Regions from separate parts of the Mus musculus genome. Here all the other regions are linked to region 1. The links are chromatin loops, found by intact Hi-C in ENCODE. Cell type or tissue: heart. All regions are shown on one strand. Region 1 overlaps Dleu2 (deleted in lymphocytic leukemia, 2). Region 2 has its middle 19 kb from the start of Spryd7. Region 3 has its middle 31 kb from the start of Gm46480. Region 4 holds the start of Trim13 (tripartite motif-containing 13). Region 5 holds the start of Gata4 (GATA binding protein 4).

What was found. Hi-C counts contacts between places; a loop is a spot of excess contacts. Peaks named below come from ENCODE experiments on the same cell type or tissue, not always from the same donor. Only the 100,000 strongest peaks of a DNase experiment are listed, where the experiment ranks them.
Region 2: it touches region 1 in a loop (4-fold over the local background); 8 of 42 quality-filtered maps call a loop at or near these places.
Region 3: a loop joins it to region 1, with 3 times the contacts of the local background. A loop is called at or near these places in 2 of 42 quality-filtered maps.
Region 4: it touches region 1 in a loop (2.8-fold over the local background); 8 of 42 quality-filtered maps call a loop at or near these places.
Region 5: a loop joins it to region 1, with 7 times the contacts of the local background. A loop is called at or near these places in 3 of 42 quality-filtered maps.

Annotation. Positions count from the first base shown.
Region 1 is chr14:61,648,638-61,653,637 of GRCm38, reverse strand. All of the region lies in intron 1 of Dleu2 (deleted in lymphocytic leukemia, 2), which reads left to right. Among named protein-coding and RNA genes, the nearest start is that of Mir15a, 19 kb to the right of the region's middle. In heart, a CTCF peak has its summit at 2,885 (motif pointing left); a DNase peak (open chromatin) is centred at 4,757; H3K4me3 peaks cover 1,441 bases; H3K27ac peaks cover 957 bases.
Region 2 is chr14:61,572,950-61,577,949 of GRCm38, reverse strand. No RefSeq gene overlaps it. Among named protein-coding and RNA genes, the nearest start is that of Spryd7, 19 kb to the right of the region's middle. In heart, no CTCF peak of the experiment used is centred here; a DNase peak (open chromatin) is centred at 2,669.
Region 3 is chr14:61,735,446-61,740,445 of GRCm38, reverse strand. No RefSeq gene overlaps it. Among named protein-coding and RNA genes, the nearest start is that of Gm46480, 31 kb to the right of the region's middle. In heart, no CTCF peak of the experiment used is centred here; DNase peaks (open chromatin) are centred at 2,605 and 3,885; H3K27ac peaks cover 384 bases.
Region 4 is chr14:61,596,603-61,601,602 of GRCm38, reverse strand. Trim13 (tripartite motif-containing 13) reads right to left here and starts at 2,091. Exons shown (of 3, transcript NM_023233.3): 1 at 2,033-2,091; 2 at 1,708-1,809. In heart, no CTCF peak of the experiment used is centred here; a DNase peak (open chromatin) is centred at 2,092; H3K4me3 peaks cover 1,786 bases; H3K27ac peaks cover 1,248 bases.
Region 5 is chr14:63,242,821-63,247,820 of GRCm38, reverse strand. Gata4 (GATA binding protein 4) reads left to right here and starts at 2,550. Exons shown (of 7, transcript NM_008092.4): 1 at 2,550-2,670. In heart, a CTCF peak has its summit at 2,430; DNase peaks (open chromatin) are centred at 30, 1,300, 1,900, 2,480 and 2 weaker places; H3K4me3 peaks cover 5,000 bases; H3K27ac peaks cover 5,000 bases.

The sequences.
Region 1 (5,000 bases):
AAGAGTTTACTTCTAGGAAATCTTCCAATCAATTGATAAAACATTAAATTAAAAGGGGCATATGTATAAAAATGTTCATTTCAGAATCTTAATACCAAAAACTAGAAATAGGCTAAATGCCCAGGAATAGAAAATTCTAATGACATATCTCAGAACATTCTAAAATAAAGATTATGAAAATTATATAGTAACTCATATGTTTATGGCATGTTAAGTGAAAAGGGATTAAGAGGACTATGAAACTATATAATTATGTATATAGACACTGACTAAAAGGGAACATGAAAACTATATGAATTGATGGTGTGGGTGTGACTTCATTTCTTCCTCATGCCCCTCCCCCAACCCCTTTCAGTTTTTCAGGACCAGGGTTTCTCTGTGTAGTCCTGGCTGTCCTAGAACTCCTTCTATAGACCAGATGCCTTGAGCTCATGGAGTCCTACCTGCCTCTGAGGGCTGGGGATTTCATTTCTTTTATCTAGAACTTTATGTCACTATAGTTGTCTTTAAACTATATGTAATTTAAAATTAAATTTATATCCTTTACAGATTATAAGATTTGTATATAAATATTTGTGAGCATACACACACACACGCAAATATATTTTGCAGGACTGTCTCCTACAAGCTGCAAGAAGCAGATAATCCAGTACCAGTAAGCATACTGAACCTTGCTCCCTAAGATCATTTTCCACTAACATGGAAACAGCCCTCTTAAAAAGGAAAAGGCTTATTCCATGGAAAAGCAAACTTAAGTAAGAGATAAAAATGTACTATCTCATTATACAAGCAACTAAGGGAGTGCTTTTTAAAAATAAAAATGAAGTAATGTTAACAGAAGCTACAAAAGAAAGTGCTTCTACTAGTTACACATAAGACAATTTGAATATCAAAATAATTATATAGTTTAACCTTAGAGGTGAAAGGCAATGGTATATGTAACCTACCCTAAGTGATTCAGAAAAACAGTACACAAATATACAAATAAAATATGGGCAGAGTGGCTGGAGAGATGGTTCAGCACTTAAGAACACTTGTGGCTTTTGTACAGGATCTTTGTTTGGGTCCCAGCACCCACAGGTTGGCTCACAACTCCAGTTCCAGAGGATCTGATACTGTCTGTCTTCTGACCTCTAAAGGCACCAGACATAACATGATGTACATAGGCAAAATATGCACATAAAAAATCTGAATTTTGAAAAATATTTGTAGATGGACATCATAAATGAGAATAAGCAAATATAGAAGTGGAGAAACAGGAATTCAAATGTACTCATATAGATTCTGAATAGTAAGCAGGGAACCAGAAGGGCTTTGTTTACAGGAGAGTACTATAGGCTGAAACTGAAGAGGGGCTGTGGATTTGTCCAATCATCTTGCATCCATCATATAAACTATATAAGCAATTATGAATGCTGAACATAAAAGGAACTTCTGATGAGTGGGATATAATGTCCCCACAAACTGCTGTCTATTTCCAGGAATGAAAAAAGAGTAACTATACAGTGGTCACACATTGACAAGGGGATCAAAATTATGATCATCAGTGAGTAATATATGGGTGTCATGTTCTACAAGTGACACTCTGAGGGACAGGCAACAGAGTCTGTGCAGTACTGAAGGCTGAAATGCATAGTCTCCATCTAACTGTAAGGAAACATGGAGTGAACATTATTCTGAAAATGTGTGACTCTGTATCCTTCAAATACATCAAGGACTTACAAGACAAAGAGTGGAAATTTTCCAGAACAAAGGATGCTAAAAGAAATAGGACAATTAAAAGCATTCCCTGGCCGAGACAGGCACCTGTCAGGGAGGGAGGAATACTATAAAGGGCCAACCTCAAAAATTGTAACATGATGGTAAAAATGCTGTTCAAGTGTATGTTTATCAGGCTGTCAGGAAATGCACTCCCAGGAATATAGACATGAAGAGCTAGGACCCATGTTTGCCTGTGAAAAGTTCAGAAGAAAGGGGGCGGGGCACAGGCAAGTAATGTATATTTAGGGAGAAAGAGAACTTGTTTCCCTACAAGAGGCAGCAAATGATCTAATAACATTTTATAGATTTGAAACTCTAGTTGGTTTTTTAACAACAGGAACATAAAAGGGTGCTGAAAACTGGGTACAGAGGTATGCACCTTTACTTCCCGTACTGGGAAAGCAACAGGTAGATCTCTGTGAATTTGAGGTCAACCTGGTCTACATAGTGAGTTCCAAGACAACCAGAGCTATATAGAGGAGCCTGTCTAGGAGAAAACAAAAAGCAAGAACAATAGACCTAAACCTGCAAACCGCTAAGCAGTGTTTAAACAATCTGTGGTTTTCAAGTTACCATTCAAAAGGGTTTCTGATTCTGACATTGAGTCTCTCTTGAATGAGGGTGCTTTTACAGTTTTTAACTAAGTTAATATCCTGAAGTCAGTGTTCCATCAGTTGCACTTCCTATGTGAAATAGTAGGAAGGCAGGGGGTGGGGGGTGGGGGCTGAGATGTCAAGACCTGTTTTCCATAGTATCCACATTTACCGTTCGCTCGCTGGTGATTGCATTCCAGGTTTTAAATGTGGCTTGGGTCCTACAGAAGTATAGAGAGTATTGCTGTATACAGAGACTTAAACTGAGTGGGTGGAAGTGGGCAGACAGAGATGATAACGCCTTTCTAGAATACAGATGGGAATGTACACCCTGATATCCAAATACTAATTACTATCTAAAGAGTGGGATTCGTTAGTCTCATAAGGTGTGACATGTTTTGGAGTTATAAAATTCAGATTGGACATTCTTCCAAGCTTTTAAATCCTGAGTGTGATGATCTGATAGAAAAATCTTTTTTTTTTCCCTTTGAAATGTAACTCGGGAATGTGCACCCTCTTGTGGTGGAAAGATCATTTTCCCCAGTGGCTTTCTGTTGACGCACAGAGCTTTGTTACTTGAGTTTGTTTTCTCCCATTTTAATGACTCAATGAGGATTTGTGGTTTGTTAAGATTTTAAACGAATCTTAACTATATGGGACTTAAATATTCTAAATGAGATGGCCATATAAGTTTTAGTCGGAGCAAACGTAGATGGCCGAACACTATTCAGCCATGTCAGTCTTGATCTTGGTTGCTAAAGTCTCTTCTTTTCCAGTTGTACCTCACTGATGCAAACCATGGACGCCTTCTCCAGTGCACTTCCTCTTTGGTGCTTAAGTTTCATATCCATGGCTTTAACGGACATAATAACAAGATGTATCTTTTTTTTATGTTCAAAAGTTACAATTCTGCAGGGTGTGGTGGCACAAACCTGTAATCCCAGCACTCAAGAGACTGAAGCAGGATTATCAGCCTGAGCCTGGGCTACAAAATTGAGTTCTAGGCCAGCCTCAAAGCCATAAAGAAGATATTTTTTAAAGTTACAATTCATCACAAGTTGTTTTTATAATAAAAACTAGAGCAAACATAGTAATATCCCTGATTTTTAAACTGTTGGGTTCTGTTTTGAAAAGCAACATTTGATAAGGCTGGAGAGATAGCTCAGCAGTTGAGAGCACTTGTTGATTTTGCCAAGGACCCAGGCTTAGTTTTAGCATAGTTCCAGGAAATCCCTCCTCTCTTGATGTTTGAAGGCACATATAAGATGCACATACACACATGTAAACAAAACACTCACAGTCATTTTTTAAAAATCCATGAGAATCAAGTGAAACATAACCAAACACAGCCCTATAGTCATCTAGGAGCAATGGCAGTTTTTCTTTTTAAAAACTTCATCTTAATTAGCCTAGTGGAAGGGACAATGTCTTGCAAGCAAAGGATCAAAAGATGCTTTTGTAAGAAAAATTAAAATATTAACTTCATTTTTTTTGTCCTGTTATAGAGTCATTTTTAAAGGCGGTTTACCTAGCTTGCTCTCACCAGCTGCAAGACGGCAGAATTTATAATCGGAACATCAGGTTTCAATAGCCATAAAACAAAAATAATACCTACTTCATAGAGGTGTTGTGGGCAGTGAGACACCTGATCCACAAAGCGTTTGATAACAATGCGTACCACATTATCAGTACCCAGTGGCTCTTACAACTTTTTCGGGGCTTCATACAACGGGAAACCTATCTGGTGAGTCCATAATTTACTCTAGCACTATTTTTTTTTTCTTTTGGAAAAGTACCCTAGTGACGTCCAAAAGATTGTACATCTTCGGCTCCAATCCAGAACCGAAAGCTCCGTCTCCAGTTCAGAATCCAAAGGCTTGTGCATGGTGGGCTGGTCGCACACCTCGAGGTCTGGGGTGGAGGGAAACGTCGGGGTGTGACAGCCGCCCGCTGGTCGTGTGATTGAACCGTAAAATTCCTACCTCGTGAGATGGTTCTAGGCTTAGGTGTGACAGATCTGGGAGGCGCTGGCGGAGGGCGAGAGCACGACAGCGATACGCGGTTTTAAGTTCCTGAGCGGCCACCCAGGGCTCGAAGGCGCACTCGGTGGCTTGGAGTTTAGTTAAAAGCGGTTTTTGTCTTGTTTTTACGAAACTCTTAAGATAGTCCCTGATTTGTTTCATCACTAGTGTGTCACCGGAGTAGTGTCCGAAAGCTGACCACCTCCACTGCCGCACAGGGGCCACGCAGGCACACACAGGAGCGCAAGACACAGCGGGGACTGGAACCGAGGAAGTAGAGAGCCTTGCGCCACGACGATCCTGCGCATGTGCCGGGGGAGAGGGAGGTAGAAGTTTCCGCATGCGCAGCAGGGTCGCGCGGGGGTGGGTGGGGGGAGGCAGGGACAGCTGTGGAGCCGGCCCGCGTTCCCGGCATGCCCCGGGGCGGCGGGGTTGGCTCTAACGAATTTGAATGAGGAGTCTCAGCGCTTTCGGCGCCATTTTCGAGTGATGCCTGATCTCATCAATCTAGCGGGAGGGAAGGGATAACCTGTCCGAGCCTAGCGCGACGCTAGGATCACGCCGGAAAATCCCCCAAAAATCATCAAAAAAATTAACTTAGAGCAGAGGGCAGTCGGTGGGGCTT
Region 2 (5,000 bases), 76 kb after region 1:
TTAGCCCTGAGCCAGTAGATGATGTGAGCCCCAACTCCTAAGTAAGATGCTATCTGCAATTGACCCCCACTGACAAAGGAAAGTGGGACCTCCTTCAGTGGAGTCTCACTGGGTATATTAACTAAATTTCAGAACAGACACCATGCAGGAGATGGCCAACACAAAATGAATTCAATATTTTTGTAGACCTTTTGTCTCATAGCTTTGGGGGACATTTTTTTTTTGTCTTACTGTTCTTTTCCTTGTTTATTTTGATTTCTGCTTTTGAATTTTTGTAGAAATTTGTGTGTGCGTGTGTTTATTTGATTAATTCTATTTTTTTAAAGAGATAAAAACAATATAAAGTTCAGTGGGGGTAGAGAGGTGAGGAAGATCTGAGAGCAACTTAGAGAGGGAAAAACTGTCAAGCAGTCAGAGTAGTCATAGATTAAAAACAAAGAATTTCACACAATTATCACTTGTGAAAGTTGCTGACATAGAGCTAATATTTCTTTCTTTTCTTTTTCTTTTTCTTTTTCTTTTTTTTTTTTTTTTTTTTTTTTTTGGTTTTTCGAGACAGGGTTTCTCTGTGTAGTCCTGGAAGTCACTCTGTAGACCAGGCTGGCCTAGAACTCAGAAATCTGCCTGCCTCTGCCTCCTGAGTGCTGGGATTAAAGGCGTACGCCACCACCGCCTGGCCTAATACTTCTTTCATATATAGGTATTTTATATTAAAATAGCAATGAACAAGGCTTAATAGCCAACTTCATATAACCTTGAGTGGGGCCCCACTACTTCCCCAGGAATTTGAGAATGTGTGTGTATGTGTGTGTGTGTGTGTGTGTGTGCGGGAGGGAGGGGGGTTGCCAGCTTTCTCTTTCCAGCTTCACATAGGTTCTAGAGATGGACTCAGGTTGCCAGGTTTGTGTGGCAAGTGCCTTTACCTATGAAGCCATCTTGCAAGTTCAAAACTGCTTCCAGTGAGATGTGTCTGCTTTATGCATCCCTATGACCTAGAGTGTATCAGTTGTAACTCTATCAGGCGCTCCTCTGGAATCACTTTGTGGTCTCATTTAGGTTCCTAACAACTCACTGAAGACCATAGCCTCAATACTTAACAAGTCCTTTATAAGACTCTGTCCCAGGGAAGCCCACATCCATGCTACCTTCTTCCCAGGGCTTCTTTCTTCTTCCTTCCTTCCTTCCTTCCTTCCTTCCTTCCTTCCTTCCTTCCTTCCTTCTTTCCTTCTCTCTCTCTCTTCTTTCTTTCTCCTAATCCCCATGCATAAAACCTATATTAAAAATATTTAAGGGGTCTAGAGAGATGACTTGGCAGTTAAGAGCAATGGATGCTCTTGCAAAGGGCAAGCTTCCCAGCACCATGATCGCTCAGGACCCTACAACTCCAGGTTCAGGAATCTGGGATCCTAACTTCTTTGGGTTCCTGCATACATATGGTGTGCACGCGGGCACACCAGGCAAAACACACATACAGGGCTTGGAGAGATGGCTCAGTGGTTAAGAGCACCAACTGCTCTTCCGAAGGTCCTGAGTTCAAATCACAACCATCCATAACGAAGTCTCATGCCCTCTTCTGGAGTATCTGAGGACAGCTACAGTGTACTTACTTATAATAAATAAATAAATCTTTAAAAACAAAAAAACAGACATACAAATAAAATAAAAGGAAATACTTGAGAAAAAAACAGGTCTTTCGGTAAGCCCCAGCACGCTTCATACTGGTTCACCTTGAAACTCTTTTCTGCGTCCAGGCCAAGGATCCAGTTCTGTTGGACTGGATGGCCTAAAAGATTACAGGAGCTTTTCAGGCCGCCGGGCAGTGGACAGCTGTGCTGTTGGCCTTGCCATCTTGTTACTATTGATAGGTTTTATTTTACGAGTGAAGGAAGACAACAAGGATATATAACCCGATTTTGAAAGCCCTCTCTGGCCACAGCAGAGGGAGAGGGTGCTGCTGAGGTGGGGGTTGGGGAAGGAGGAGCAGCTTCCGGAACAGCAAGAGAAAGATAGTTTGAGCCAGGGGGAGAGGAAGGTTAAGTTTTCAATTGTATTTTGAGGTGGCAGCTGATAGGACTCCTGAGTAAGTTGGTTAGGGCCTAAGAGGAGCTAGCTTCCGGGTTGGGCCTCAATGGTGAATCTTGGTTGCTATGAGAGAGGAGATAGAAGACAATTCCATAGAGTCTGTTGCCCCAAAGAGCAATGTTTGCCCTGCTCCTTCAGTAAACAGAATTACAGAAATGCATCCCAGCTGAGAGGAAAGTCACTCTCTGCTGTTTGGTGTGCCCTCTCCTCCTGAGGGGTCCATTTCTACTGTAGTTAGCAGTAGTTTTGGACCGCTTAACTTTCAAACGGAGAAATAAAAGGCCTTGCATTTCAAAAGACTCGGAAGGCTCCTTCAGGTCATGTTTATTCATCCAGCACTCAGGAGGAATAACTAAAAGCTGAAATTACAAACTTCTGATTAAAAAACAACAGCAACAACCGAAACATAAGACAAGGTGCATCTGAAGTAATAATGAGACTTTAAGACAGGCATCACCTGCGTGTGAACAGGCTAAAGGCTGAAGCAGTCGTGTCCAGTTCAATACAGGATGGCCGGCTGCCCTGCCCGAGCCTATGTCCAGCTTCTGCTGCTCTGTGGTTGTGCTGGCCTTGTCCTCATTTACCCCTTGGAAGCTGTTCTAAAGTTAGTGATAGCACGCAGCCCATGCCGCTATTAGCGGCTTCTCGGGCAGCCATTTGGCTTGGCAAGAGCTCGATTGGGGTAACCCTGAAAGTTTCAAATCTCCCAGGGTTGCGTCTAGGCAGCATCTGAAAAGATAGCTGTAAGGAATTTTAGCAAATATTCAGGCCCTTGTGGAACTTATTCCCTCTCCCATTCTTTCTGAGAGAATGTCCTTGAAGGGCTTTCTTCCCCTTCTCCTCTTTTTTGAGACAAGGTCTAATATCGTTGTTCAGGCTGGCCTGGACCTCACTGTGTGGCCCAGGCTGGCCTCACCTTCTGTCTCCTCCAACGCAAAGATTACAGATGCCAGCAAACACATTTGGCCCTTACATTTTTTCTTTTCTTTTCTTTCCTTTTCCTTTCTCTTTCTTTCTTTCTTTCTTTCTTTCTTTCTCTTTCTTTCTTTCTTTCTTTCTTTCTTTCTTTCTTTCTTCCTTCCTTCCTTCCTTCCTTCCTTCCTTTCTTTCTTCTTTTTGTTTTTTTTTTTTGTTTTTTGTTTTTTTTGTTTTTTGTTTTTCGAGACAGGGTTTCTCTGTATAGCCCTGGCTGTCCTGGAGCTCACTCTGTAGACCAGGCTGGTCTCAAACTCAGAAATCCACTTGCCTCTGCCTCCCAAATGCTGGGATTAAAGGCGTGTACCACCACTGCCTGGCTTCTTAGACATTTTCTTGATAGCATTCTCTGCCTCACCAGATCTCCCTGACTATTGGAGATCTGGGCCTCCTCCTCTCCAAAGAAAGCAGCCATTTTTCTTTTCAGCCCCAGAGAGGTGGCAGAGGAAGTCAATAAATCTAGGATCCCTTCCTCTTCTTGCGCCACTCCCTCTAATCCTTGTAAACCAGCCAGTCAAAATCTGCTTTTGCTGGAAAGGGCTGACTCCTCACGAGAACCTACAAGGCAGAAAAAGCATGACTGGTTGCCTTCATTTTTTTTTTTTTTAAATGTCCTATCTAGGGTCAGTCCCCTGCAGCATGGGAATCACTGGTCTATGCTTCTGGTCCTTCTGAAAGCTGGACTGTCTGTCCTAGCTCATCCTTCCTCGAGGCTGGTTGCACAAAGACCTCTTACAATGTTCCGTTTGACCCTGAGAAGGTACCTCAGGGTCTTCAGCCCTGCAGTCACCTTGGATTCTTGGAGTAGCAAAGCTTTTGCCTTACTATATCAGCCTGTAGGCAACAGCAGTCATCTTATGGGAGCCACATTGCCATCTCAAGTGAGGGCAGAGATAACCTCTTTGAACCAACCGCCAAGGAGCTATGAGGACACACCTTGAGCAGGCCTCTTTAATTATATATGCACTTCCTGCCCCCACCCCTCTTCTCAATTCAAATCTAAAACTCCTCTGGGCACCTGTGCAGCTTGAGGTGAAGTTCCTGCACCTTGCCAATGTCCTAATTTGGGGTCACTGAACTTCATGTATTCGCCCTCCCAATGGTCACATTTATTAGAATTGACTGTCACCCGTTGCTTTCAAGGGAAATGGGGTTGTGTGGCCAAGCCTGCTCTCTCAGGACTCCTGGGGCTGGGGTTCTCACTCAGAGACTCCTGGAATCCCACTTACTGCTTGGGACCGTGAAAAAGGCAGTATTGAGTCTGAGCTACGAGGCCTTCCCATGCATTTGCTCCATGGCTGAACCTTTCTGGTAGTCACTTCTACTGTCCAGTTCTCTCCGATCTCAGGTAGAACGACAGGAGTTGAACCCGCAGCCTCCTCAGGAGTCAGAGCACCCGCAGCTACCTCAGAGTTCGCTCTCCAGGTAGCCTTGGAGGCACAATTCTGGCTCCAGGGAGTCAGAGTCCTAACAAGATTTTATCACAGCCCTCAGTGGATTCCTGGACATCCCAGGAATGCCAGGTCAGGGCGTAGGGCCTTCTCTCTCTGGCAGATTTTCCAACCTGTCCTAGCCTCACCTCCCTGCTCCTGCGTCCCAAAGAATTCTGGGTCATTTTTTTTCAGGAACCCTCTTTAACTGGTTGTTTCTAGCTCCTTTTTCAGGCTGAAAGGCTTGCAACTCATCTCTTGACACTAACATTTTTTTTTCTTTCTTTTTTTTTTTTTAAGATTTATTTATTATATGTAAGTACATATCTTCAAACACAAGAAGAGACCAGGCGGTGGTGGCGCACGCCTTTAGTTCCAGCACTTGGGAGGCAGAGGCAGGCAGATTTCTGAGTTCTAGGCCAGCCTGGTCTACAAAGTGAGTTCCAGGACAGCCAGGGCTATACAGAGAAACCCTGTCTTGATAAACCGAAAAAAAAAATCACAAGAGAGCAT
Region 3 (5,000 bases), 87 kb before region 1:
TTACTATGATTATGCAATATTCTGAAAATATCTCTTTCATTGTAAGAGACTAGAAATTCTACTGGACCAAACAGCCAGAATTAATGATACGCCTTGAAGTCACTTAAGACTTAAGATTGATATCCTACTGTGCACTCGGCCTGCTTAACTTGCCTTTAAGAGCACAATATAACCACCAAACTCATTTGCCTTGGATTTACCATGCAATCAAGTTTTACAACCTAAGCTAATGCATAGCTGCAATCTAAAGTTAGGTGCTCTTTCATGTCCCTGACCCAGAACAGTCACGGGTAGCATTTGCTGAAAGCAGCAAACACAGATGTTGAAAACAATCTTCTAAAGTGAAGCTCCACCACAAATGTTGAACATAACGTATATATTTATATTGGTTGGTAAACAATGGTGTTTGTAATACTGTTTGTTATCTTGGTCAGTTGGGGCCAGTTGGAGTCCCTGACTCAGTCCTTTATAAACTCTGTTAAAGATTTCTATGAAGTATTCCTCAGCCCTTCCCCCATGTGATGTTCTCTGTGCTGTCCAACAAATACAAAGCAAATCCCTTTGTGAGGGACAGACAGACAGACACACACACATACAGTTACACATAGACAGACATTAACACAGACACAGGGACAGATTCACAAGATCCAGGCAAGTACAGATTCAGACTGTACAACAGACAGTGGAGCGAAGACACAGCAAACATAAAGTAGATAATTCAAATCTGGACTCATTCTTGGTTAAATGACTCCAGGGAGACACACTGGAGTCATTTCTTCCTTAATGCTACACTGATGTGTTCTTGGTGACTCAGAGTTAATCACCAATGTGTTTAACCCATGCAGACTATAATCTTTACCACCACTTCCTACCTTAAAGATTCAGGATAAATATAAAATAGGTTAAAAAAAAAAACTTTAAAAGCATTTTCTTCACACACATCCATTAAGAATCTTGAGTCAAATGATAGAATCCTCCACTGGTGGTGGCTCATGCAGGTAAAGGGTTATTACCTTCACAGAGTAAGCAATTGGGCTTATAACTTCATGGTCACAAGCGGCTGACCCAGCTCTAGGTTACATTTGTAATCAAGCAAAGATGAAGGGTCAAGAGCACAGTGTTTTGGGCACCCTTTCATCTGCCATCAGGAGCACAAAAGCTTTCTTGCAAATCTGCCTTCTCCTGTTCCTCCCCACCCCCTTCTTCCCAGCAGACTTCTGCTCAGGTCTCACTGATCAGAACTGGGTTTCTCAGTCATGCTGTCTTAGTTAGGGATGTACTGTTGTGAACAGATACCATGACCAAGGCAACTCTTAAAAGGACAACATTTAATTGGGGCTGGCCTACAGTTTCAGAAGTTCAGTCCATTATCATCAAGGCTGGAGCATGGCAGCATCCAAGCAAATGTGGGGCTAGAGGAGCTGAGAGTGCTACATCTTGTTCCACAGTCAAACAGGCTTCCAGGCAGCTAAGACAAGGGTCTTAAAGTCCACACTCACCGGGCAGTGGTGGCACACGCCTTTAATCCCAGCACTTGAGAGGCAGAGGTAGGCGGATTTCTGATTTCAAGGCCAGCCTGTTCTACAGAGTGAGTTCCAGGACAGCCAGGGCTACACAGAGAAACCCTGTCAGGACAGCCAGGGCTACACAGAGAAACCCTGTCTCAAAAAACCAAAAAAAGAAAAAATAAAAGTCCACACTCACAGTGACACAATTCTCCCAACAAGGCCACACCCACTCCAACAAGGCCACACCTCCAAATAGTGCCACTCCCCGGGCCAAGCATATTCAAAGCACCACCCATACCTAGCTTCAAACTCACTATCCTTATCTTCGGTGACAGATCCCAGTTGGCCTAGAATACTGTCACTGTCCAGGCTGGACATGTTGCTGCCAATATATGAACCAAATCTGAGTGTTCTCTGTAAGGAAAAGCAGACACAAGCTAGCAGCAGAATCTAGCCCTGTTCAGGTCAGTAGTGCTCACCAGAGTTTACACAGCAAAGAGCTGTTAAAGGCGCAGGAGTCAAGATGGGGTTTTGTCAGAGGGAAGGTAGAAAAATGAAAATTGCCTGGAGTCAACTCTCTTCTCTCAGGCAGATTCTTGCTGAGCGTACAAACAGGTCTCAAGCCTGGAGGTTGTACTACCTCTGCACCTCCAGCGGACTGTACAGCTTCTATAGGAATAGGAAATGAGTTGGAGACCAGGAAGCTTGACCCACACAGGCTCTCACTGCTGGACACATTAAACAGTGGTTTGGCTTGCGATTTTTCAACAGTAGATTGGGGAGAATGTGGCGTGCATTCAATATTTTGATTGTTAAATCTGAGTCCTTTCCTAGCCTAGCCATATGAAGTCTAGCCTCTATCTGGAAGTGAGGCCGTATCTGCCACAGCAGCTCCCAATCAGTGGGGCAATAACAAGCAGCAACACCAAGCCACCATAGCCTGAACTTGAAGTTCCTGTGTGAACCAAGGCTTGACCCTACTGTAGGCTGGTGAGCTTCTGAGTTAGGCTGCTTTGCACTACCCCACCCCGACCCCACCGCCAACTCCCTGCAAGCGGGCCTTTTCAAGGACTTGAGGCTTGCTTGCTCTTTCCTTGGTGCACAGTTTAATCCACAGATCTACGGTAGCTTCCTTCGCTCCCTCATTCCAACCTCTGGACTAGCTGAGGTTAATGAGTAAGGGGCTGGTCAGGTCAGGGCTTCCTTTTTGGCAAGGATGACAGAGTCTTCTCCCACAGTGAGTCAGGACATCAGCCCAGGGAGCTGCCAGCAAGGCCAGGCTTGGGAATGCTCCCTAGCCAATGACAAATACAGAAGTCATACTAGATCCTGGAAAAAAAAAAATGAGAATGGTCCACAGGGAGTTCCTCGGGAAGTGGGCTGGGGACTGTTAAACAAGGTTTAAACTGAAGTTAAAGCTCCCCACTTGCACTTCTGGGATAAAATAGAGCACTTTAATCAAGGGCAGTTATAAAGCAGGAAGTTCAATTTGCCTATTGAACTGAAACAAAACAAAACAGCAACTGTGCCTTGTTTGCTCCAAAGCAGCCCGACTACCATTCTAACCTGTGTGCAGAAAACTTGCACAGGAGCATCTAAATGTGTTCATTTTAGATTTTTCTCAACCAAAGTTCTCTCCTTAGAGTCTTTATTGTGGCGGGGGCAGGGAGGGGGAAGTGCTGCCTCTTTAAACAAGCTCTCTCTCCGGGTTTTAAAATGCTCAACTCGTTTCATTTTCTTGATAAAATTTATCTGTGATCAGGACTGAGTCAGACCAAAAATACTTCTATAAGATTTGACCTTTTACTGAAATCCCACATTGAGATAATACACCTAAAATGGTGGTTACCAGTAAGGCTTTTGTTTTTCAAAAGTACATTTAAAATAAATCACTTTTTTTCAAGCAGAAAACTGTTTTGAATTAAGTCCTTCACAGCCGATCAGCCTGAGAGTTCTCGCTCTTTGATTTCCTTTTCATGCAAATTACACCAGGAGAGTTGTGCGTGTGTAGCACTGTCCAAACCACATTTAGCTTTCACATTTACTTCGTGTCCAATTAAGTCTCACAAGTTTACTTGCCTGTAAGACTCTATAAGGATTACATTATTTTTTTTACTCCTAAAACAAAAACAATGCCAGCAAAAGCCATTTTTTATTGTTAGCGAATGAAACATTTTCCAATTTTACAAGGATAATTAATTCTTTGCACTTTTTCTCATGATGATGAAAATACTTTTTATTTTTGTGTGTACTCTTGTTTTTTATTGGCTAAATTTGCTTTTCAACAGTTCCATACCCACATACAACACATTTTGATGACTCTCAACCCTCCCTCCCCCTTACCGCCTTCCTTCCTGTACAGTCCCCACCCGGCTCTGCAGCTCTGCAACAAGTCACTTTCCTATGTCCAGGCCCCTTTGTTTCGTTCAGGGATTTTTAAAGCACGGTTGTCTGTGTGACCGAGAGTTTGGTACTCTCTGTTGGAGCGTACTCTCTGTTGGAGCGTGGTGGGCTCATCGTTGACTGTATGTTGAAAGGCAGTGAGGGCAACAACTTTTCATTCCTTCTGATGAAGTATTTTCATGTATTTTTTTTTCTTAATTCCAACAAACTCTTAAATGCTTTATTATTTAAAGAGTTTTTAAGGGCTTTTCATTTGAAGCTCTGTGACTTATTATAATAGCTACTCACCCCAGCTGTGAGGAGTGCCCACCTGGAGTTTAATCACCTGATTTCTCAGTGAATTCTTGTTTACCCTTGAAATGGGGGGGGGGGAGAGTGGGAGGGAGTGGTGAGGGGGAGACACAATTAATGACAGATTATCTAAAACAAAATCAACTCCAAAATTCCTGTGAGAGGCTATTTGTGTTAGTGGCAGATTTTGCGTTTTCCTTAGCAACTTGCTGTGAACACCTGAGGATAACAAAATTTTGAGCTGAACAGGAAGTCTAGGAAGAAAATCATTATGAAGCAATTACATCTAGTTTTCTAAATCACCATAAAAGGAATGTGCTGCCTCCAGAGTTAGCAGTGGTGAAGTGACAGGTTTTAAAATTGGATCAGAGAAGCAGGATTGGATGGATCTCAGGTAGTAAAGAGCTTCCCTGGCACGCACAAAGCCTTGCCTTCCATCCCCAACACCACAGAAGCCAAGCCAAGTTAGCTCGGGCCTGCAATCCCCACTTTCAGGAAGTAGAAGCAGGATGATAGGTTCAAGGTCATTTTAGCTAGCTGCACAGAGTCTGGCTGGGAAAAGCTAAAGATTTCATCAGCCCAAATGGCTGGTGTAAGCTAGAAAGGAGAATGAGCTGAATGGTGAGAAGCCGGATGGTTAGGCTCAGGGAAAGAGTCTCGGGCACGGTGTAGAGCAGTTAAGCCGCACTGCAACAGGTAGCCACCAAGAAGAGGGAGAATAGAAGAACAATGGAATAGGAAATCTGCTTCCAAGTCACAGGGGACAGCAGCAGCAGGAATGGCCACAGAATCTAAGGA
Region 4 (5,000 bases), 52 kb after region 1:
ACACTCCGTCTCTCCACGTATTTCCTCACCTTAGCAAACACTGAACAGGTCTCATTCTTACTGTTTCCGCCTGGACTTAAAACGTAAACCAACTTAAATCAGTTACTAGAAGCATGCGTCACTTATCTTGAGAACAAAGGGGTAGGAATAAAACGTAAGTTCTGGGCTTAAACCCAAAGTAGCTAACCAAGCCCCCAACTTCCGGAGGAAAAACATGGGGCCTGACTCTCCTTGCCCTTCTACCACCAAAGCACAGACCTTGAATTTGCAAAGTTCTAGGATTCAAAACTCTCCAGAAAGTAAGTCAAAAATTTAGTATTCTAACCCAGGCGTAGTGGCAGACACCTTAAGCCAAACCCAGCACTCTGAATGCAGAGGAAGGCAGATACGTTAGTTCAAGGCCAGCCTGGTCTAACTAGGAAACTGTCACAAAAAGGGGGAAAAAAGATGATTTTCCTATGTTAGGAGCCGAGAATATGCTAATGGCAGAGGTATACTTAGCATGCTAAAGGCACTGGGATAGATTCCCAAAACAAAGTTTACTCCATAGATTTCTAAAAATCTCTTATAGTTTTCACAAATATGTTTTATCTTTTACAAAATGAGGATCTTTACAATACTATCTTCATATTACTTGAAAATAAATACAACTAGGGTACCAGAAACACAGAAGCATGAACTGCGGTGGGTCAGAGACCCTTTCACAGAGCAGGGCTGAGGTTGCAGCTCACTGAAAGCGCTTGCCCAGAGTGAGCAACTTCCAGACCTACCAGAAAATACATGGATGGAAAGAACAGTTGGGAAGGAAGGCTGAAGACATGGGTCTTCTGGGCCTGGACCTGTTACTTTCAGTGCAAAACACTGACCAAAATCAACTGACACTTGCAGGTTACAATCAGTCCATCACTGAGGTAAGTCAGAGCAGGAACTCAAGGCAAAACAAACTGCTCTCTATTCCCCACAACAATGCCTTCCACCATGGAACCCACTCCCAACCAGCAGACACCATCAAGAATGTGGATGGCTGCCTGTCCATAATGGGCTCCTGCTTAGCTGGTTCATCAGCCTAAAGATAGAGCTGCCCACAGTGTGCCCAGTGTAAATGAAGACATATCCACAGACCAATCTGAAAAACAATTACTCAGTTCAGATTGTTTTCAGGTGATATTAGGCTGTGTGAAACTGATGCTTAGCATTAAATAGGGCAGAGGTGTAGTTCCCGGGTAGACTGTGATAGCATACTCCAAGGTGTAATTTAAAGCAAAAAAAAAGGGGGGGGGGGCATAATTGATTAATAGCCCCATTGAGTCCTAGCACAAAGAATGCCTATATATTGACATTCTGTTTTAAAAGCACTCCTCATACAAATGTCTAGAAAGCTGCAGGAATCTAAAGCCCTGCTCTACAGCCCCAGTAGCTGGACAACTAAGACAAACCACACAGAAGAAATGTTGCTGGATTTGTTTCCTTTAGAGCATACTTTTTTTAAATTATATATAGTAATTACCAAAAAAATGAATGGCAAGCATGGATTTTTGAATCCATGAGTTTTGAAATATGAAAAGAACAAAGGCCCTATTATTAAAGGAGGTGGTGAAGATATACTTATTCTTTTTATTTCCATCTGGAATGGTCCTAGGACTAATAAAATCGGGTATTTTTCCCCTTCATAAATACCAGAACATAAAGAAAAATAATACGGTTTACCTTTGTTCCAGGCAAGTATATGCTTTTGGCAAGCTTACTATATTTTCTGTGGAGAGAGCCAGTTCGTTTTCCCTCACGTTTTGACGGTAAAACTGGAGAACACTGTAGAGAAAGGAGAAAGAGTGTCACAGGCACAGATCTGCATTCTTGGCCCCCTCCTAGCCAGGGGGCCTCCCCAGCGGCGCGCTGACCTTCCCGACCGCGACAGTAGCACCGCTGCCGCCAGGCCGTGCCGCCCGTCACCGCCCACGCAGGTGTCCCCCGGCCGCGGCAGCGGGGCCAGCGACTCCCGGCCCCCGGTCCCTACTCGGAGCACACTGCTCACCTCCACCAGCCAACTGGGGCCGGGCTGCGCCGGTGCAAAATGGACACGGCGACCACGCCCTCTGCTTCCCGCTGTCCCGCGCCTGCGCACCACCTAGGTCGCCCAGCCTCTGGATAAGTGCTCTGGTGACGCCCACGCGCCGAGTTTGGATTGCTGTATTTTTGTTGTTGTTGTTACTTGCATTTTTCAAGAACAACAAAAACAAAAACACAGCCCAACCCTTCACACCACTTTGCCTACTTTTCAGGACCCAGCGGGCTCGGCGATCTCTGGGTAGAAAACCATTGACCCAACTTTATAGAAAGGCACTACTTCCCAGCACTCGGGAGTCAGAGGCAGGCGGATTTCTGAGTTCGAGGCCAGCCTGGTCTACAAAGTGAGTTCCAGGACAGCCAGGGCTATACAGAGAAACCCTGTCTCGAAAAAAAAAAAAGAAAAGAAAAGAAAAGAAAAGAAAAGAAAAGAAAGGCACTACTACGGTTCCCCTCAGAGGCAGGAACTTTTAACTGGTTTTAAAATATCTCAATCAATCAATCAATCAATAAAAATAAAATAAAAAATAAAGAAAAACCAAAATAAAATAAGATAAAATAAAATAAAATATCTCGCCCTGATTTCCACCTCCTATGCGGAGACCGTGGTTACAGAGGATGAAAAAGATGGTTCCTATCCAAACTTGAAAGCCGGTAAATGCAGGGTGATGTGTGCTGGAGGAGCACGTCTACTCCCGCTTGGGAAGGCCTGGGCCTTTAGGAGAGCAAATTTGGGGAAAGCGCGGTTCCAAGTCATGGAAAAGCCCCTCTTGCCCCCTTCCGCCCATTGCCTGTGGTCCCGGCTACACCATTCCTAAGACCAATCCCTGTCATTTCTAACTTAGTCCTCACGAGAACGTTACAGTGGAACCAAGAGCCTTATCCTCTAAATGAACAGGTTTTCTACAAGGTGGAAAACCAAGACGAAGCTGTGGAGGGTTTCCTCAAATTCCAACGGCACGTGTAACCGTTTATGTATACCACTTGACACGTGAAGCGTAAACTGGGGTAAAAACCTGCTAGATCGGGGAGGTAGCTTCATTTTCTAAACTATATACAAAATATATATTATTTATAAGCCTGATCCTACAACTAAACTTCCAGCTCTTTAGAAACTTGTGTCATTCTACGGAGCTAATCCACCTTTCTCTTGAGTTCCTCCAAACCCAGCAGGGCCCCTTAGCGCTCTTACCTAGATTTCCGTTTTGCCCGAGTCCTGCCTGTACTCCACTGTTAGCCCAAACGCAAAGGATGATCTCTATCTCTTAACTGAAGCTCCTTCCATAAAGGCCAAAAAACAAAGGAGTGGGGGCCTCCATCCAATGGCTATAAAAAGAAGCCTCTAGCTCCTCCCCCACACCCTTGGCAGGCTGAACCACTTCACCACCAAGATGGGGGGAGGGGGGAGGGCTCCAAGACAAGTCAGTAGGAGCCAAACCACTTCACCTTTACAGTGGCTCAGGGCCACCCAACCGACATAGCCTCAGGTCAGAGAAAAGACCACAAGACTTCTCCCAAGCAATTTGCCTCAGCATTCTTACCTAAGGTTTTCTGAGGCACAGCCAAGCTGCTTCTTGTTAGGACACACCTAACTGCAGCTGATAACACAATATCTACCTAGTCTTTGATGGTTTGCTAACAGTTAGGGTTTTTTGTTTGTTTGTTTGTTTTGTTTTGTTTTTTGTTTTTTTGAGACAGGGTTTCTCTGTGTAACCCTGGCTGTCCTGGAACTCACTCTGTAGACCAGGGTGGCCTTGAACTCAGAAATCTGCCTGCCTCTGCCTCCCAAGTGCTGGGATTAAAGGCATCACCACCATGCCCAGCCTACAGTTAGGTTTTCTATGTACAGTAATCAAATATCTTGTAACAAACAGGTTCTTTCCTACAGCACCAAAAATGTCAGTGCAAATGAAAGCTTTGTCCCAGGCCCACACAAAACTTCAGGCATAATATGCTGGCAACTGGGCACAGTGGCACAGGCCTTAATCCCAGAGTTTGGGGGATGAAGCCAGCCTATTCTACATAGTATGCTCCAAGACAGCCAAAGCTACCCAGAGAAATCCTGTCTCAAAACAAAAACCAAGCTGGGCAGAGGTGGCGCTAGCCTTTAATCCCAGCATTTGGGAGGCAGAGGCAGGTGGATTTCTGAGTTCAAGGCCAGCCTGGTCTACAAAGTGAGTTCCAGGACAGCCAGGGCTATACAGAGAAACCCTGTCTCAAAGGAAAAAAAAAAAAAATGACTGAATGAGGAGGCTTGGGGTGTGGCTCAATCAGTGTTCGTGTGCTTTCCCATTGATTTCAAAACCCCGGATTGCTCAAGCCCATGAACAATCACACAAAAAGCCTGTAAAAATATAAATGACTAATAATCTCAAGGAAAGCAGTTCTTCCTCACCGATAATCAAATGCCGAGTAAAGCATTGCTATAGGTTATATCAATTTAAAATGCAGTCATGTGGCAAAGACATGAAAGTCACAGTGATGGAGCTGCTGAGTAGGAAGTGTCTGACAGCAGGCATGAAAGAGGGGATAGATATCCATCCTTACAGCCTGGGAGAAGAAACAGGAAAAAGCGGCATAAACTGGGGAAAGAACCTGAGTGCCCAGGGCTGGGCGCTGCCCTAACAAGTCCTGAAAAGAACAAGCTGAGCCCTGCCCCACAGTCCATGAGCACCAGGTAACAATGACGCACTGTAAATTTCAAAAGGGTGGAGACTATCACAAATCGGATTAGTGTACTTACCCTGATATCTATACATGTACATCAGTGAGGTACTCCAGGAAGATGCATGTACACGGATCTATCCCTTTTTAATTAAAATTTTAAAATACAAAAAGAAGAAAAGGAAATTGAGCCTTGAAAATGACTAGAATCTTTCCAGTTATGGCACCAATGGTGATGGCTTTAGAAAAAGAGAAATCCAGGTCTGGAACTG
Region 5 (5,000 bases), 1.6 Mb before region 1:
AGGAAGGGAGCAACTGAAGGACCGGAGGCAAGGGGAGGAAGGAGGGAGGGAATGAAGAAAAAACCAAAAGCGCCCAAGAAACGCGTCTGGTTTGACTCTCAGCCCACACACCGGGAAAAATTTGTTGTGTGGGACCCAAAGTGTGGGGGTTAAGTCACAGGAAGCTGAAACAAATGTCTCTGTCCCAGGCGCCTTCAGAGTCAGAGATCTGTCTCGGGCCTCCCGCTCGCAGCAGTCAGCTCAGCGGGAGATGCCTGGAGACTCCTGGAAAGGAAAAGCGGTCTGGGATGGTCTTTGGCTGATCTTAGCAAGAGCGAAGGATCACCCGATTCCCTAAGAGACTTCACTGAGTCTCTCAATCGCACTGAGCAAAGTATCCCCAGACTATCTGGGGTACCCTCCTTTAAACCGTTAGAACTTGGTTTTCAGGAAGGCTGTTGGGTGGGTAGAGGTGGGGATGGCTAAGACACAAGGAGAATGTCGCCTGGCAGCTGTTGGAGACCTTGGCGACACAGAGGCGTATCACACATGGCTGTTCCCCCAGACACTTAAGCCCCGAGCTTCAGACTTCATGGGTAACAAAACCAGGAACGCTAGGTTTGGCCCCGGAGCTTAGCGCATTTTGGTCTATGAGGGACACTACAGTGAGGCAAATCTGAGATCTAAGGCACACAAGTCAGAGAAAGAGAGAGGGGGGGGGGAGGGGGAGGAGGAAGGGAGGGAGAGAGAGGGAGAGGGAGGGATAGAGGGAGAGAAAGGGGGAGAGGAGAGAGAGAGACAGAGAGACAGACACGCCTCGTTGGCTTGGGCTGTGGGCCTTTGGCTTCGTTTCTCTTCTGCTCACCAGGTAGTTGAGGGTTTCTTGTAAAATAAAGCAAGGGCCACGCCATTCTCTGCATTCATCCGAGAGTCTCAGAGGAGATGTTGTGGGAGGGTTCCTTGATGCTCAGCGATGGCCTCTGAAATCCTCAGAATACCATCCCTAAAACTTTACCAGATCTCGAACCTGCAGGCCCTGATTCTGACTGGCATTGTTTAGGATTGGGGGGGGGGGCTGGAGAAGGGACCCTAATCATGGGGCCCCAGCTTCCGGGGCGCCCAAGGGCTCAAACTGGCGGCACCCGGGGCTACTTCGGTAAATCAAGCCAGAGTGCGGGCAGCTCAGCACCCCTGACGGGCCTCAGTTTTCTCTCCTCTAGAGCCGCTCTGGACCTCGGGCCCCTTCGGTTTGGAAAAGAGAATTCCCCCGGCGCAGCCGTGCTCAGTCCTTCCTCTGGGATTTTCCTGAGATCCCCACGGGTTGGCCAAAGTCCCACGGGTTTTCCCTTTCAATTGGCTCGGCGTCCCAGCCTGTTCCTAGCGCCTGGGTTGCTTTTGCACTGGCGGGGCAATAGCAATAGCAATCTGCAGTCAGTCCTCGAACTGCGGGAGCCGGTGCCATCCCGAGCCTTCTCGGGCTGCACAGGGTTCTTACCAGGTGGTATTCCAGCCCTCTCCTGACCCCTCTAATCTTGTATTGGAAACCGGTGCCGGGGAGAGAAATGAGGGCTTAAAAGAAGAAAAAAAAAAGTTTAGCCCAAAGCGCGAGAGCCACCAGAGAGCTGTTATCTGCAGCTGAAGGCTGTGGTAATCGATGGGTTATTTTTACGCGGTAATAGGGCCCTGTGATTGCTCTATTAACCTTTAGACCTGTCTGAGGGACTCTCCCCTCACAGCTCCACTGCGCCAGGGCCTACAGGCACTGACGCCGACTCCAAACTAAGGTCTGGCACCCTCCCTACCCCCACCCTAGGGAAGGAACTACAGTCCTTGAATGGGCTCTAAGGTTAGAGACCAGGCTCCCCACCCCCACTTCATCCTTTTGATTGGACCCCAGTCGGTGAGGGCTACAGGGAGTGATGAGAAGGGACGGGAGACCGCAGGAGTGGGAAGAAGTGTCGGCGGCGAGGGGTGCGCGTTTTGTATAAATACATAAACTCCTGGGCTGGTGGAGGTTCTCGGCGCCTTGCAGTCTCCACCGGCTCGTGGGAAGGAGAAAAGAGCGCTTGCGTCTCTAGGCACTGACCTTAAGGGCCAGTTCAGGTTTTAGTGCCTCCTGACCCTCTCCCGAGCTCACTTCAAGGGCCCCGTAGATCTGAGGCTAGCAAGGCATCCCGGGTGACCCAGTGCCCCACCGGCGACCATGAGCCCAGTGTGCGAGGTCACCTTCTCCTCTACCAGCCCCGCCCCTTGAACAGGGCGCTGGACGTGGACCACTGAGAGTAGGGAGGAAAGAGAAGGAGAATAAACACGATCCTTGGCAGAGCAGCAAACCGCAAGGACGTCGGGCTGCACTGAGGGCAGAACGGAGCGCCCGGCACTGAGTGCTTTCCTTCCCCGAGAGTTCCGCGCGCATGGACTTTGCCTGTTGGGGGAGCTTTGGGAAGAGTCCTGCGGGCGGGCGCCGGGCGGAGGTGCTGCCGGGTCCGGGCTCCCCCGCCCCCGCCCTTGCACGTGACTCCCTTAGGCCAGTCAGCGCAGGCGATCGCTACGCGGGGGCCCGGGGAACCGCGCCGGGAGCAGGGGACAAGCCGGAGGCCCGCAGAGTGGCCGCCCGAGGCTCAGCCGCAGTTGCAGCTCCGCGGACTCACGGAGATCGCGCCGGTTTTCTGGGAAACTGGAGCTGGCCAGGTAGGGTTCCCCGAGTCCCTGCTCTTTTCCGGGGCAGGAGAAACTCACAAGTCCGCCGCCCTAGTTTGCCTGGAATAGGGAGGTAGGTAGCTGGGAAAGGAGACGCCGGTCACTCCAGTGCCCCCAGATTGGCTAAAAACTGCTCCGCTTTTGACTTTGGCCTAGCGAGGACTATTAAATCAAGTGAGACTGATTAGCAGCAAAAACTGATGGGTGCTGGAGAGGTGCGTTTGGATTGTTTGGGAGGGAACATGAATCCTTTTAATCCGTCCTGTTTGCAGATTCTCCAACTCTGCCTTCCATCCCACTGGCCAGGGCCCGTGTAATCTCTCTGACCGACTGACCCTGGACAGGCCGCATAGCCCACACTTTGGGGTGCAGATAGGATAGTGTCTCCAGCCTGCCACGCAGGGAGTGCAGAGTGGCAGTGGCAGGCAGCCCTGGGACCTGGGGGAGGGCTGGAGGCCCTTGGAGATAGGCTCGGAAACTTGCGGATCTCTTCTGCTTTCTGTCCAACCTCCTCAAACTCCTCTAGGGCTCAGGAATTGTGTGTGTTATGCACTGCTGAATACTACCCACATACACCGCTTTCGGGGAGAAAGCGACCCAGGGCCAAAACCCCGGCGGAAATCAGGGATAGTCTTGGGTAGTCGGCTCAAGCTCCCCTGATTCACGTATTCTATCGCTTGGATGTGACCCGGGAGAGTTGGCAGTTGTTACTCTTGGGGAAGAGATGTCTGGGTGATGAACTTTCACCAGGTGGAAGGAAAGAGGGGCTTTTCGGTTGAAAGGAAGAGGATAGTGAGGGACCCGAGGCAGTAAAGGATCCGGGGAAATAAGGCCGCGCTGCTGGGAAGCACCTCGGGAATTTATTTCCTGTACCTTTGGAAAAGGAAGGCAGCCAGGAAGGACGCTTCGGACATTAGAAGAAAGAAAGGTTACCTGGGGAGATTACGGAGGGTTAGTGTATAAGTTGGTTAGTGACCATTCTCAGTGTGGCGGGGACCGGAGAGACCCGCGGGAGCCTAAAGGAAAGACCTGTAAAAAGACACATTCCAGCGCGGTGTATTTTCTGACTCTCAAAAACAGGTTCCAGAAAAGCTGTGGACTAAATCCTGAAAAGAGAAATAATTTTCTTTCTGTTGGGGAACTTGGGATGAACGTTGTAGGGTGATTTGAAAGAGAGAGAAAAGTCTAGGCCAGGCCGGACTAGACTTAAGTGAAAAGATGGAGGTTACTGGGCCCCAGATCATAGATAGGCAAGAATCCACCCAGGAGAATGGTTTCTGGCCTTTCCAGAAAAGAGGGATATCTTCTCCACCTTCTATTGTTCTAGAAATTCAACATCAGGTTAAAGCATCACTCATTTGAAACTTCAGAGAGCTTCTGCCCACAAGCCTGCGATCCCAAACGGATTTAGTGCTTGCAGTTTTTCAGGCTTGCACATTAACACCACACGTATACTGTAAGTTAGATTACAGAATTCTAAATCTCTTCTTTTAACTGCTGTTAGTCAAGAAAAGAAAACGTGTATTACCTTAAAAAAATAACTTCCTGAGTTGACATTATAGAAAGTGTAATTAATTAGGACAACTACTTGACTTAAAAATTGAATGGTGGATTTTTTTTTTAATCAATGTAAATCTGCATAGTTGCTTATCGGAGTCCAGAGATTTCCAGAAAGTTTAAAACTTTATGCCTTTCTTTTTAAAGGGAAAAGTTGGTGATCTTAGGTCAAGTTTCTTGTATCCATCCTCCAGCCAAATTTGCTAGGAGGAAATGTCCAACCACTAAGCCGACAGTTTATTGTATTGCTAGAAGGAAATATTCAACCACCAAGCTGGTAGTTTATTGCACATTTTGAAGAAGTAAATATAAAACAATTTATCAGTCACCGTGTGACCGCACACTTTGTCATGATTTCCTTGTTGCTAGAGATGATGCAAAGATGGGGGAAACATTAGTGCATATACTAAATGCCCAATTCCAGAATTTTACAGTAATAAAGATGATGATTTATCGTAAGTATAAATTACATCCCAGGTACTCTCTTGTGGTGTAACCTGGAGATCTGCATTCATGGCTGTTGAATCATGTGTGTGCCTAAGGCTTCTAAGATCTGGTCATGAATGTTTTGTGTGTATTGCATTATAATACAGCCATAATCCTCCAATGACTGTAAGACACCTATAATATTTGCACTTTACAGATGAGGGACTGAAGTGTCGAAAGTTATTTATTCAGGAAGGGGACAGGCCCCAGGGTTTGTATCTAGTTCATTTAATATTACTGCAGATGCATCACTGACTAAAATAGAAACCAATCAAAAG